2 separate regions of the Homo sapiens genome follow, and region 2 is linked to region 1. The links are chromatin contacts, found by Hi-C in ENCODE. All regions are on one chromosome and are shown on one strand. The core of a region is the stretch at or near the end of the contact, and the rest is flanking DNA. Distances in the headings are between cores, read along the strand shown. Region 1 has its middle 36 kb from the start of CCK. Region 2 overlaps CCDC13 (coiled-coil domain containing 13).

Region 1 (6,748 bases), core at 1,737-4,236:
ATGGTTATTGCCAAATTGCCTTCCATAGAGTTAAGAGACAACCAAGGACAGTGGAGGTCCACCAGATGGAGAATTGTGAGAAGAACAAAAGAAAAAAATAAATATTCTGCCACCTCAATATTTGAAAGCAGTGAGATTATGCAAATAAACACTGTGGTAGGATGTGGCATCATGGATTTTAAGTCAGGTGCTAACCATTTGGCAGTGGTGTGACCTTGGGCAAGCCACTTACCCTCTTTAGGTCCTCCATTTTTTTTTTTTTTAAACCTGTGACATGAAAACAGTAATGCACCTTAGAGTTAATTAGTTGAGTCAATGTATTTTGAGCACCTACCATGTGCCAGGCATTTAAGTACTGGGGACGAATAAGTGAGCCAGTTTCTGCTGTCACGGAGTGTACAATCTAGAGAGAACAACACCAAGTGTAGAATAACAAGGGCTGTGCAGAGAATTAAAACAGGGTGGTGTGAAGGAGTGGGTGGCTGCTTTGGATTGGACAGTAAGAGAAAGCCACTCCAGGGAGGGGTACTTGAGTGAAGCATGTGAGATCTGGCACAAGAGCATTTCCGCAGAGAGAGCAGCTGGTGTAAAGGCCCGGAGGCAGAAAAGCACTTTGGTGCGTTCGAAGAACTAAGAGAAGGCCTGTGTGGTAGTGGGCTGGTAGGATCGAGGGAGCGTGGTGGTAGCAGAAATTATGGTGCTCACCAAATGATTCATCAGATCCCCATTTCCCAGCCATTGCAGTCGAGCAGGTCACATGATTAGTGGCTGGCCAATGGGCAATAAGCAGAGAAAAACCCGTGCATGACTCTGTGCTCCTCTCTTCCTGTGTGTTAAACCCTCAGGTCACGTATTGAAGTGCTGGAGTCTCCACCATCCTGAGTCTCCAAGTATGTGGACCAGAGCTTCCTGCCAACCTATTTGACATGTAACCTGATGGAGAAATAAACTTTGTTGTTAAGCCAGTAAGATTTTTTGATAGTGCCTTAGAATCCCAGGTATAGGGCCCAGGTATCTGTGTTTTAACAAGCCCTCAAGGTGATTCTGGTGTGCACCATAGTTTGAGACCCACTGCACTAGACCAGGTGGAGTTTGGGTGGGAGTTCTGCTGTGGGACGCAAATTCCCCTTTCCAGTCTCTCCTTGTCTCAGGGGCTCTAAGAAGGTCAGATAGCCGCAGCCCATCTTAATTGAAAGGAAGAGAGAGAGAGTGGGTGGGCAGGGAAAGCTTTGAGGTAAGGTGACCCTGTATCTGGGTTTCCAGGATTTGCCAAGTGGGGAAGGCATTCCAAGCAGAGGAAGGATGGAAAGGGGATCCTAGAATGCATTCCTCTATGCCCTTCCTTACAGTAGAAGGAAGGTGAATGACAAATACAGAAGGGACAATAGAATTAGAAAAACTACCATTTCACTGGGTGTAGTGGCTCATGCCAGTAATCCCAGCACTTTGGGAGGCCGAGACGGGCGGATCACCTGAGGTTGGGAGTTCAAGACCAGCCTGACCAACATGGAGAAACCCCGTCTCTACTAAAAATACAAAATTAGCCGGGCACGGTGGCGCATGCCTGTAATCCCAGCTACACGGGAAGCTAAGGCAGGAGAATCGCTTGAACCCGGGAGGCCGAGGTTGCGGTGGGCCGAGATCGTGCCATTGCACTCCAGAACAAGAGCGAAACTCCGTTTCAAAAAAAAAGAACAACCACCGTTTTGAAACCATAATACTAACTAATTCAGACAACAATGGATATTGAAACCATTGGGTAAAAATTCGTTAGGCAGCAGAATATTTACACCCATTGTATCTTCCCACAGAATGCTTATTACTTACAAAGGGGGGACAATATCTTTGCAGTGGATAACTCTGTGGTACGCCACTTTAAACAAGTCGTAAAATTTAACATTACCCAAAATGGGACAAACTGCTATAAGACATCACCTGTTATGAGATGTACTGGGAGAGACACACATCATGCTGTGCTGTTCCTGCCACAAATGCAAAACCTGAACCATGTGGTTGACATTTTGAGGGACATTTATTATTTTGTAAAACAATGTACCTATCCCTTTAAAAATTGTCAGTTTCATGACAAAGACTAAGGAACTGTTCCAGATTAAAGGAGAATAAAGAGACAAGGCAACGAATGCAGTTCATGATCTGAATGGGATACTGGAGTGGGAAAAAATGCTATAAAAGACAGTGTTGGGACAACCAGAAATTTGAATATATAGCATGTATTTTTAAAATTGTATCAATATAAAATTTACTGAGATTGATAATTGCACTGTGTATATGTAAGGGCATGTCCTATTTCCTAGGAGCTAAAGGATTAAGATAAAGGGGCTTGGTGTCTGCAAGTCACTTTGAAGTGTTTTCGGAAAAAGTAAAGAATAAACTTAAATAATAAAAAGGTGTGGGAGCAAAAAGAGTTCATCTCAAAAGATGGGAAGCCCTCTAATGCCCTCTACTGATAGATGTTTTGTAAACCCTAGAAGGCATTCTTCTGTCTCATGTGTGACGGGAGGATGTTCAAGGTGGTTTGGTGCATCGTCCCTGTTCTATGCCGAATTTCTTCATGTGTATCCCAAGCCCTTCTCCCAGCCCAGGAAGTTCAAAAGAGGACGTCATGGCCTAAGGGAGAAGTTGTCAAAGAGGCATTTGGTGAGACCAGAAAACAAAGATAATAAAATTCCTGGTTTTCAAACATGAAAGGAAGGAAGGACAAAGCTGAGTACATGTTTTGGTGTGAGACCAAAAGATTTAGAAGGAAACTTGTGGAGCCAGTTTTTCTCTCTCTCTCTTTAAAAAAATATATATATATATATATATTTAAAAATTTTTAAATCATCAAGTTGGTGAAACAGTTTCTCTTTTTACTGCTTACTCCTCCTGTGCTACTCCTGCTTGCCAAACACAAAGGACAAGGACTTCATGCAGATTCTCCAGGCCGTGGGAGTTGGAAGGGATGCCAGCGTTCAACCGGTGTGGGAGCCTTTGTCCTTTCCCCATCTGTGGGCCACATCCAAGGTTATAGGAGAAGCCCCTGATGAGTTTGGGGCTCCAAGGACAGATGAGCTCATTTGGCAGGGGTCCTGGGGAAGTAAGGATGTTCCAGAGCCCCTCCCCAGCAACTCACCCCATCACAGGGCAGGGACCACATGGGGCAGTGAGGAAGTAGAAGTGCCAGCAGATACGTCTCAGTGGAGAAGTCCCAGGAGATCCTGAAGTACCTGGCCCCAGACAGATGTGGGAATCATTCCACACACTGCCTGGGAGCAGAGAGGCAGGTATGTCCTGAAGAGCCTTGCCAACAGGACAAAGGAAGTGGACACCAGCCTCCCCCGCAGCTCTGGCCAGTGCCAGCACCCAGAACCTAGATGCCACCTGGGGAGAAGTTGGTGGAGGAAGAAAGTCATGCTGAATTACCTGAGTCAATTGAGAGCTTATAATAGGGATTAAGTCGAGATTTAGAAAAAAATGAAATTTTTTGTGCATCTGAGCTCACGGCTCAAAAACATCATATCCTAAAAGGAATTCTTTTTCTGTAGCCAGCAGAGGGCACTTGGAGACAGCAAAAGACCTGAAGAAACCGCCCTAATCCAATCACAAGATCAGATGGGTTTGCTTTTCCCTGGAAAGTAGTTCAGGGCGGGCAACTCTGCCTCCTGGAACCCCCAACATCCTCACTGTAAACAGAGTGCTTGTTTCTGGGGTGCAAGTTGAGAGGAAATGGCCAGGAAGAAGGCCTGGCCCCTCACATTCCAGAGCCCCTCCTTGGGACCAGGAGTCTGACGTCCCTTCTGGAGCTTCAGTGGATTCTCGGGGCTGCTGTGGTTGGCGGAGGGCGGGGGGGTGGTGGAGGGGGGAAAGGCGGGTGGGTAGGGGTGCCATGCCAGATCCCCAAGGACTCCTTAGGTGGAGGAGTCTTCCCTCCTGAGCCTGGGTTCCTCCGTCCCACTCTTCGTCTCAAGATGTCCTGAGTCCTCCCTCAGTGTGACTCAGTTCCATGCTGCTCTGGGAATCCAGAGAGGAACCGACACAGTCCCAGCCCTTGAAAGGGGCTCCGTCTGCGCAGGCAGCAGAAGTGGTCATGATGACAGTGGAGGGAGTCCCTCTGCTTGGGGTCTCAGAAGCCACTTGAAGAAGGCATGAGCATGGTCTCAGTTCTCCAGGGGAACTGGAGGGAGGCATTCCAGAACAAGAGGACAGCGTGTGCACAGGCTTGGGGTGCAAGTGAAGAAATTAATCATAGAATGAGGAGGAGGCCACCTTGCCTATCATCCTGCTGCACCAGGAAGTAGAAAGACATTTTTAAAAAGTTTACAAAACGTATTCTGTATTAGAGTGCTTCCCACCTTATGAAATCAACCCGCTCCTTTCTAATGCATCTTCTTTTTAGAAAATGTTTTCTTTGCTTTTTTTTTCTGAAAACATCCGAAAGTAAGAGCCTTTCCTCCGTACTACTTTAGCCTGTAGTTCCTAAGTTCTATAAAGCCACAGCACGATGACTGAATCCAGGGTTAAAGGAAATGTTTGCTTGGCAGTACTTGGGCATTCACCATGCCAAATGCCCAAAGTTCAGGCTGATCCTGCTCTGAAGTCCCAAAGAATTGAAAACCAGTGAGAGAAATCCAGGCCTTTAGCTTAGACCAGCAGCCTCCAGGACCAGCAGCGCTGAGGCTCAGCAATGCCTGTACATCGATGTGACAAGATTCAGGGGAAAAAAGTAAGAGAGGGAACCTAGGGCCCCCCAAGAGCAGGGAAGGGCAGAATCCAGCAGGGTTTCCAAGGGCCAGGCAGCTGGTAGCAGTGGGGACCATTGATAGAGGAGATTCTCAAGTGACAGGCAAAGGCTTAAGTACTTCTTTTCAAAAAAGAAAGAACAGTGATGTATTGTTCTCCCACACCTCAATTGCATAAACTCATAGTCCTCCCTGGGGCCTCTATTAAGTCACCTGTGACACTAAGGACCAGAGTAGCAGCAGTAGCCTTGGACCCCGACTCTCCTGTTTGCATGATTTCCAGCCAATGGTGGCCTTTGCCACCCTTGGGCCACTAGCCTATGACTGGAGAAGAAATTGTACTGTGTGTTTAGCTGTTCCAGAGTTCTGCAGAAACTGTGGAAGTGACCCACCAAAGAAAGTGGAGTTGCCTGGCTCAGGAACCCAGTATGTAAGCACCCCCAACCCCACCAGTTGTAGTCCTGGCTCTGGTCCCCCTCTGCTGCTGCCCTCTCAAGGCTCGAGTCCTGACCCAGAGTGACTGTTCACAGGGGTGAAGGGCAGTTAATCTGGTGTAAATAGCCAGCCACATCTCTGGGACTTTACGGATGCATAGAACCATACTTCTCAAATCTTAGTGGTGAAAGACTGGTGTGTTGTTTTTTAAAATTTGTATCATCTGTCCATCATGGGCCAATATTTTTATAAAATACAATAATAAAGAATTTCAGGAAAAATAAAATACATCCAAAGAAGTATAAAATACAAGCCAAAATTTTAAAATATTAGTTTCAACAGACATTAAATTACCTTTCAAAGCCAGGCACAGTGGCTCACACCTGTAATCCCAGCACTTTTGGGAGGCCAAGGCTGGTGGATCACCTAAGGTCAGGGAATTTGAGACCAGCCTGACCAACATTGTGAAACCTTGTCTCTACTAAAAATACAAAATTAGCCGGGCCTGGTAGCGTATGCCTGTAATCTCAGCTACTTGGGAGGCTGAGGCAGGAGAATCGCTTGAACCTGGGAGGCAGAGGTTGCAGTGAGTGAGATTGTGCCATTGTGCTCCAGTCTGGGCAATAAGAGTGAAACTCCGTCTCAAAAAAAAAAAAAAATTACCTTTTAAAAATATGAGAACAAACAGGGAAATATAAAAGAATTATGAGGTTAGTACGTATTATTCATTGAAAGTGTACCTAGAGCATTTAATACAGATTCACTATTATACTCCTGTCATTCTGCAGTTATAACTAAACAAAAAGTTACAAGTGAAGCCGTGATTTTTTATATTACATACATACTCTCACTTTGAATATATATCAATATTGAAGTTTTATTTTTTCTTTTATTTTCTTTTTTAATTATAGCAAATATTGCCTGATACAATATTCAAGTTTTTAATGTGATAAATGAGGATTGGATTCTTTTAATTTATCTCAGCTAGTTCAGATTAACAATAGTGTTATTTGCAGGGGATAACATATAAGCTTGTGTTTTCTTTTAATAACACTCACAATAGAGAAACCAGCCTCAGAGAGAGATGTTGGTTGGAAAGGAAGATAAGACATTTAAAGTAATTTTTTGGCCAAAATTTTTCTATGAGGCTTTGTTTTACAATCTGTAAAGTCTGGCTAACAAATGAACAATACAAATTTTATATCTCCAACTTAGATAATAATATTAAACTATAAATTTTTAAAAACTTGATTAGAATTAACTTGATGGTAAAAGTAACAAGTTAGAAAAATAAAGAAATGCTTGGGCAGGCGCAGTAGCTCACGCCTGTAATCCCAGCACTTTGGGAGGCCAAGACGGGCGGATCACCTGAGGTCAGGAGTTCGAGACCAGCCTGGCCAAAATGGCAAAACCCCGTCTCTACTAAAAATACAAAAATTAGCCGGGTCTGATGGTGGGCGCCTGTAATCCTAGCTACTCAGGAGGCTGAGGCAGGAGAATCGCTTGAACCCTGGAGGTGGAGGTTGCAGTGAGCAGAGATCGCGCCACTGTACTCCAGCCTGGGAAACAGGGCG
Region 2 (6,070 bases), core at 595-3,094, 530 kb after region 1:
TGAGCCAAGATTGCGCCATGGCACTCCAGCCTGGCCGAGGTTGCAGTGAGCCAAGATTGCGCCATTGCATTCCAACCTGGGTGACAGAGCAAGACTCTGTCTCAAAATAAATAAATAAATAAAATATAAATAAATTAATTAATTAAAATAAAATAAAAATAAAATGGTATCTCAATGTGTTTTTAATTTGTATTTCTCTGTTGACTAGTTATGTTGAGCATCTTTTCATGTGCTTGTTGACCATGTGTATATCTTCTTTTGTGATGTGTCTATTCACATTTTTTGCCCATTTTTAAATTGTATTAGACAATACAATTTACAGTCACAATACAATCACTCACTGTTACTGAATGATCAGTTTCTTGTACATTCTTGATACTTTGTCTGTTTGAACTTCACATAAATGAAATAATAGAGCACAGACACTGGAATTATTAAATGCTCCCCTCACGATTTTAAAGTGTAGCCAGTGGTAAGCATCCCTGCCTTAAACCAACCTCAAGCCACATCATCTACCTATCATCCAATTAATCATAAATCTTGTTTATTTTCCATAAATGTCCTAAAATCTGCCCCCATGTCTCCATTCCCACTGATACCAGGCTCATAACCACCTTGGGGTATCTGCACTTGCTGTTACCTCTCCAGGAATGTCCTTCCCCCAGACATCTACCTTACCTACTTCCTCTCAAATGTCACCTTATCACAGAGGTCTCCTCATATCCTATTGTAGAAGGCATCCCTGCCCTCGCTCCCCATGCCCTTGCCCTGTTTTGTCTTCCTCCATGGCACTGAGAGTCATCTGACACATTATATTTTGATTTGTTTACTTGTTGACTGCCTCTCTCCCTCCCCACCAGCTTCACAATGGCAGGCACTGTGTTGTTCATTGCTGTATCCTCAGTGCCTGTAGCAGGGCCTGGTATATGGCAGGCATGGAATGAATACTTGCTGAACAAATGAATAACATTTGCTGAGGGACAAGTTTCTCTAAACCACAGCTCTGAGCCTGACAGACTCCTGTGCAAAAAGCTTCAGCAGATGCCCCTTAGCCACAAAGCCAAGTCCAATGGCATTAAGCGCTTTGGATTTGGCCTCTGTGTCCTTCTAGCCTGTTTTCCCTTTCATAATGCTAACTTCTAGCTAGTTGTGTTGACTTGCTCCTCTGTTCCTATACCTCCTTCTCCCCCCAAGGCTTAAATCTTGCTGGTCCTCCTACACCCAGCATGAATACCATGGTCCTTTTCTGACCCGCCAGGAGGAATACTCTACCTACCCAAACAGCTTCAACTGCTCTATCTGTACCTTCTTAATATACTTATCTCCATCTCACACACAGGGGTGGTCCCAGAGCCTGTACCCAGTTACTCTTAAACTTGCTTCAATACCAAATCCCCAGGATACAATCTAAAAATGCTGATAACCAGGCCCACCCCTAGAGAATCTGATTTAAATTAGTCTGGAGTGGAGACCAAGCATGGGATGGTTTAACTGCTGCCCAGCTGGTTTTAATGTGCTGTGGGCTGAGCCCAGGGTTTGGCAAAGGTCAAACAAAAGCAGAAGCTGGTGTTATGTTGAAATTCCTTACCAGGCAGCTCTGCCCAGTAAGAGGAACTATAAAGAATTAACTCTGAAAACCTGTATTGTGCACACCCGCACATTCCAAAAAACATGTTTGGCCTTTGACCCGCTCCTAAGAGAGAATCTCTGAGCCCTTGGACCATCCTTCCTGATGAGAGTGTTTTTCTTCACCTGGGGACCTTGGGCCATTCCAGTCCATGTTAATTAACAATGTGATTCATTGCCAGGTGCAGGGTAGGCTGGAGGGGGCTGGAGATCGAGTGACTAAGGTCAACTGTACCTACGTAACCATCTCCTAATAAAAACCCTGGACACCAAGACTCAGGGGAGCTTCCCTGGCTGGCAGTACTCCATGTAAGTTGCCACGAATTGTTTCTGGGAGAAGTAAGTACTGTCAACATGACTCCACTGGGAGAAGACAACTGGAAGCTTGCACCTGGTGTCTCCTGGACTCTGCCCTATGTGTCTCTTTGCTGATTTTGACCCGTATTCTTTCATTGTAATAAACAATACATGTGAGTATAATAGCTGGCCCAAAGGCTATATCCTTTGTTAAAAGATAAACGTTAGGCCAGGCATGATGGCTCACACCTGTAATCCCAGCACTTTGGAAGGCCAAGGTGGAAGCACAGCTTGAGCCCAGGAGGTTGAGACTACAATGAGCTGTGATCGCGCCACTGCACTCTAACCTGGGTGACAGTCAGACCCTGTCTCCAAAATAAAAAAAGAAAAACTTTAAACAAATCAAATTTAACAGAATTCAACTGAGCAAAGAATGATTCACAAATCTAGCAGCCCCCAGAACCAGAACAGATTCAGAGTGACTCCAGGGCTGCCACCTAGTCGAAAAAGATTTATGAACAGAAAAAGGAAAGTGATGAACAGAAAGCACAAGTGAGGTACAGAAACAGCTAGACTGATTACAGCTGGCTGTTTGCCTTTTTTGAATACAATTTGAATAGCTGGCTGCCTGTGATTGGCTGAAACTCTGTGACTGGTACAAGAGTAGATTGCAGTCTGTTTAAATTCCTAGTCAGGTTACAGTTTACTACGTACAGAGAAACCTTTAGGCTGAACTTAGAATATATAAGAAGGCAGCTTTAGGCTACAGTTAGTTTAACACATCCCACAGACATTTTTGTTTGGCTCTTACAGAACACTATGTTAGGATTTGAATTTGTTGCCAACATTCAAAGAATTGTAGTTTCAATATCAGATTTCCAGTGTCAACAAAAACAGTCAAACTCTGTAAAATATTTGAAGAGATGTACTTTTTTTTTTTTTTTTTTTTAGATGAAGTCTCGCTCTGTCACCCAGGCTGGAGCGCAGTGGCACAATCTTGGCTCACTGCAACCTCTGCCTCCTGGGCTCAAGCAATTCTCCTGCCTCAGCCTTCTGAGTTGCTGGGACTACAGGCATGCACCACCACACCCAGATAATTTTTGTATGTTTTTGTAGAGACATGGTTTCACCATGTTGGCCAGGCTGGTCTTGAACTCCTGATCTCAAGTGATCCACCCACCTCAGCCTCCCAAAGTGCTGGGATCACAGGTGTGAGCCACTGCACCCAGTCTGAAGAGATTTATTCTGAGCCAAATGTGAGTGATCATGGCCTGTGACACAGCCCTCAGGAGATCCTGAGACCACGTGCCCAAGGTGGTCAGGGCACAGCTTGGTTTTATACATTTCAGGCAGACCTGAGACATCAATCAAATACATTTAAGATATATACCGATTTGGTCCAGAAAAGCAGGACAACTCCAAGGTTGGGAGGGGGGAGCTTCCAGGTGATAAGTAGATTTAAAATTTTTCTGATTGGTAATTGGTTAAAAGAGTTACTATAAATAGAAAGGAATATCTGGGTTAGAATAAAAGAGATAAAAGTTTTGATCATGCAAATGAAGCCTCCAGGTAGCAGGCTTCAGAGAGAATAGATTGTAAATGTTTCTTATCAGACTTAAGGTCTGTGTTGATGTTAAATGTTGGTCAACTTTTCCTGAATTCCAAAAGGGAGGAGGGTATAATGAGGCGTGTCCAACCCTTGCTTCCCATCAAGGCCTGAACTGGTCTTTCAGGTTAACTTTGGAGTGCCCTGGCTGAGAAGGAAGTCCATTCAGATGGATGGGGGGCCTCTGAATTTTATGTTTAGTTTACACCAGCTTCTTTTATAAAAGTTTACAGATCTGGCAATGCTGGGCCCATCGTCCCACACGGACAGCAGCTGCTATGCAGAGAGTTCCTTTGGTGCATAATAGGTTCTTTCCATTAAACCACTGTCCCTGCCACCTCCAGATGCTGCAGCTGGCACATCAGCTGCCCATTATCACTGCACATAAATGTTGTTCTTTCTCTTAAACCTGCTGGATTCACTTTTATTTCCCATCAGCCACAGCAGATGTTTTGGGTTTGTGGCTCCTGCTGTGGATTAAGCCCAGTGGCATCTCAGAGGCTGGCTTCAGCCACTCCTCTACCTGGGAGGCCTTCCTCCCAGGCCTCCCCATCCCAGCCCTTTACCTTCCCACTAACTCCCAGTTAGCCTCTAGGATTCCCCTCAGGGCACTCTGTGGACTCCCAGAATCCCTAGGGCACCCCTTGATCACTAAACTTAACCTCAGTGTATTATAATTATCTATTATTTTATTTACATTACTTCCCTTTACAAAGAGACCTCTTAAGGGCAGGGGTCCTAATACCTTATTCATTTGCTAAATCTCAACATCTTGCCCAGAACAGGCCTTCAACTGTCATTTGTAGAATTGTCACTGAATGAATGAACACAGTAACTTGTAAAGCTTTTCTCCTTTTCTACTCCCAATTTGCACTTGAAGTCACTGAGGAACTGGTACTCATTGAATGTACACTGTGCCCCAGGCAAATTACTTAACCTCTTTGCTTTCGTTTCCCATTTGTAAAATGGGACTCTGATACTTACGAACTTCACAGGGAGTTTGTGAGATTAAGTGGAAGAATGCATGGAAATAATTATCATTATCACTGTATGAAAAGTGGTGCTCTTGGCCCAACGGAGCCTCTGGGATAGACAGTAATGCCTGCACTGAGAGGACACCTGTGGTCCAGACCGGCCCCCAGAGTATTAGTATCTAATCTGTGCTATTCATGAGGCCAGTGGAGATTTGAAATTAATTATCTGGGCTGTGGCCAGGGTGTCTATTTTTATTTTTATTTTTTTGAGATGGAGTTTCACTCTCGTTGCCCAGGCTGGAGTGCAATGGCACGATCTCGGCTCACAGCAACCTCCATCTCCTGGGTTCAAGCGATTCTCCTGCCTCAGCCTCCCGAGTAGCTGGGACTACAGGCATGCACCACTACGCCCAGCTAACATTTTTGTATTTTTAAAGCTTCCCAGGTGAGCCTAACGTTCAGCTGGTTTGAGAATGAGAGGTGTTAAGCACTCTGAGAGGCTGTCTGGGGAGAGAGAAGCTGCAGGAGAGACAGGCATCTCAGTCAATTTGAAGCTGAATGCAGAAGAAATTCACCTGGGTGGGGAAGGGACGGTGCCTGAGTGGGGGGCAACGGGCTCTCCTGCCAGAACAGCATGTGCAGAGAATGTGATGAGTGTGGGGAACTATGAAAGGTTCAGAATGGCCAGAGGGCAGGGCACATTTGGGGAGGCACCAGAAGAAGGGTCTGATCTGCCCAGCTAAGGAGCCTGGACTTTATCCTGAGGCGCTGGAGATGTTCAGAGGGTGCACACAGGATCAGCTTTGCCTTCTGCAGAGCTGGAGGCAAAGGGCCTAGCTAGGAGGGGGTCTCTGGGAAGCCATGTGGGCCTAAATCAAAACTGTAGCAGTGGAGATGGAGGAGGGGGAAGAGGAATTGCTGCCAAATGGAAGGGACTGAAGGCAACTATGCAGAGAAGGAGAGGGGAGAAACCTAGGCGGTTTGGGTTTGAGTGACTGGGGAGACAGCAGGCCCTGACAGAGGAGCAGTTTTCCACGCTGCAGACAAGGTGGTGGACTTTGAGATGCTGGGTGGGCAGCTGGCTGGCTGAGATGCTGGGTGGGTCTGGGGTTCAGAAGGGAAGTCTGAGCTGGAGCCTCAGGTAGTTGAGACCTAGAGTATGAACAAAGCAGCATGAGGAGAAGGTGTAGAGTGAGGAGGTGGGAGAGAGGGAAGGAGAGGGAAGAGGAAGAAGAGACAGCTGGAAGCAAGTAACAGCCTGACGGGTTCATCTTGCCTGCTGTTCAGAAAACCAATGCACTAAAAACAGCGAGTTTTGCAGCAAAGAAAGAGTTTGATGGGCCAGTCAAGTGAAAGGAGGGGAGGTAATTCTCAGATCTTCCTCTCACTGCAGTGAGCCATGATTGCACCACTGCACTCCAGACCGGGGAAAAGAGCGAGATCCTGTCTCAAAGAAAAAAAAAAAAAAACAACCAACCAACCAAACAAACAAACTTCCTCTCCAAGAATATTAGCAAATTGAATCCAATGATGTATTTGAAAAATTATACCACATGACCAAATAGGA

The links. A loop is a pair of places that touch in the nucleus more often than their neighbours do. Pooled maps may share reads with other maps.
Region 2: a map of K562 shows a loop between it and region 1 (4-fold over the local background). The contact joins two enhancer-like sites. A Hi-C loop is called at or near these places in 5 of 168 maps with a recorded cell type or tissue (CD4-positive, alpha-beta T cell, CD8-positive, alpha-beta T cell, K562 and 2 more) and 18 of 50 pooled maps.

The regions. Positions count from the first base shown.
Region 1 is chr3:42,226,488-42,233,235 of GRCh38, forward strand. No RefSeq gene overlaps it. Among named protein-coding and RNA genes, the nearest start is that of CCK, 36 kb to the right of the region's middle. Within about 2 kb of position 2,987, at least 2 of the 41 ENCODE cell types and tissues checked have a DNase peak (open chromatin) inside an H3K27ac peak, as active enhancers do.
Region 2 is chr3:42,760,652-42,766,721 of GRCh38, forward strand. The region is part of intron 1 of CCDC13 (coiled-coil domain containing 13); the gene reads right to left. Among named protein-coding and RNA genes, the nearest start is that of CCDC13-AS2, 6.9 kb to the right of the region's middle. Within about 2 kb of position 1,845, at least 3 of the 41 ENCODE cell types and tissues checked have a DNase peak (open chromatin) inside an H3K27ac peak, as active enhancers do.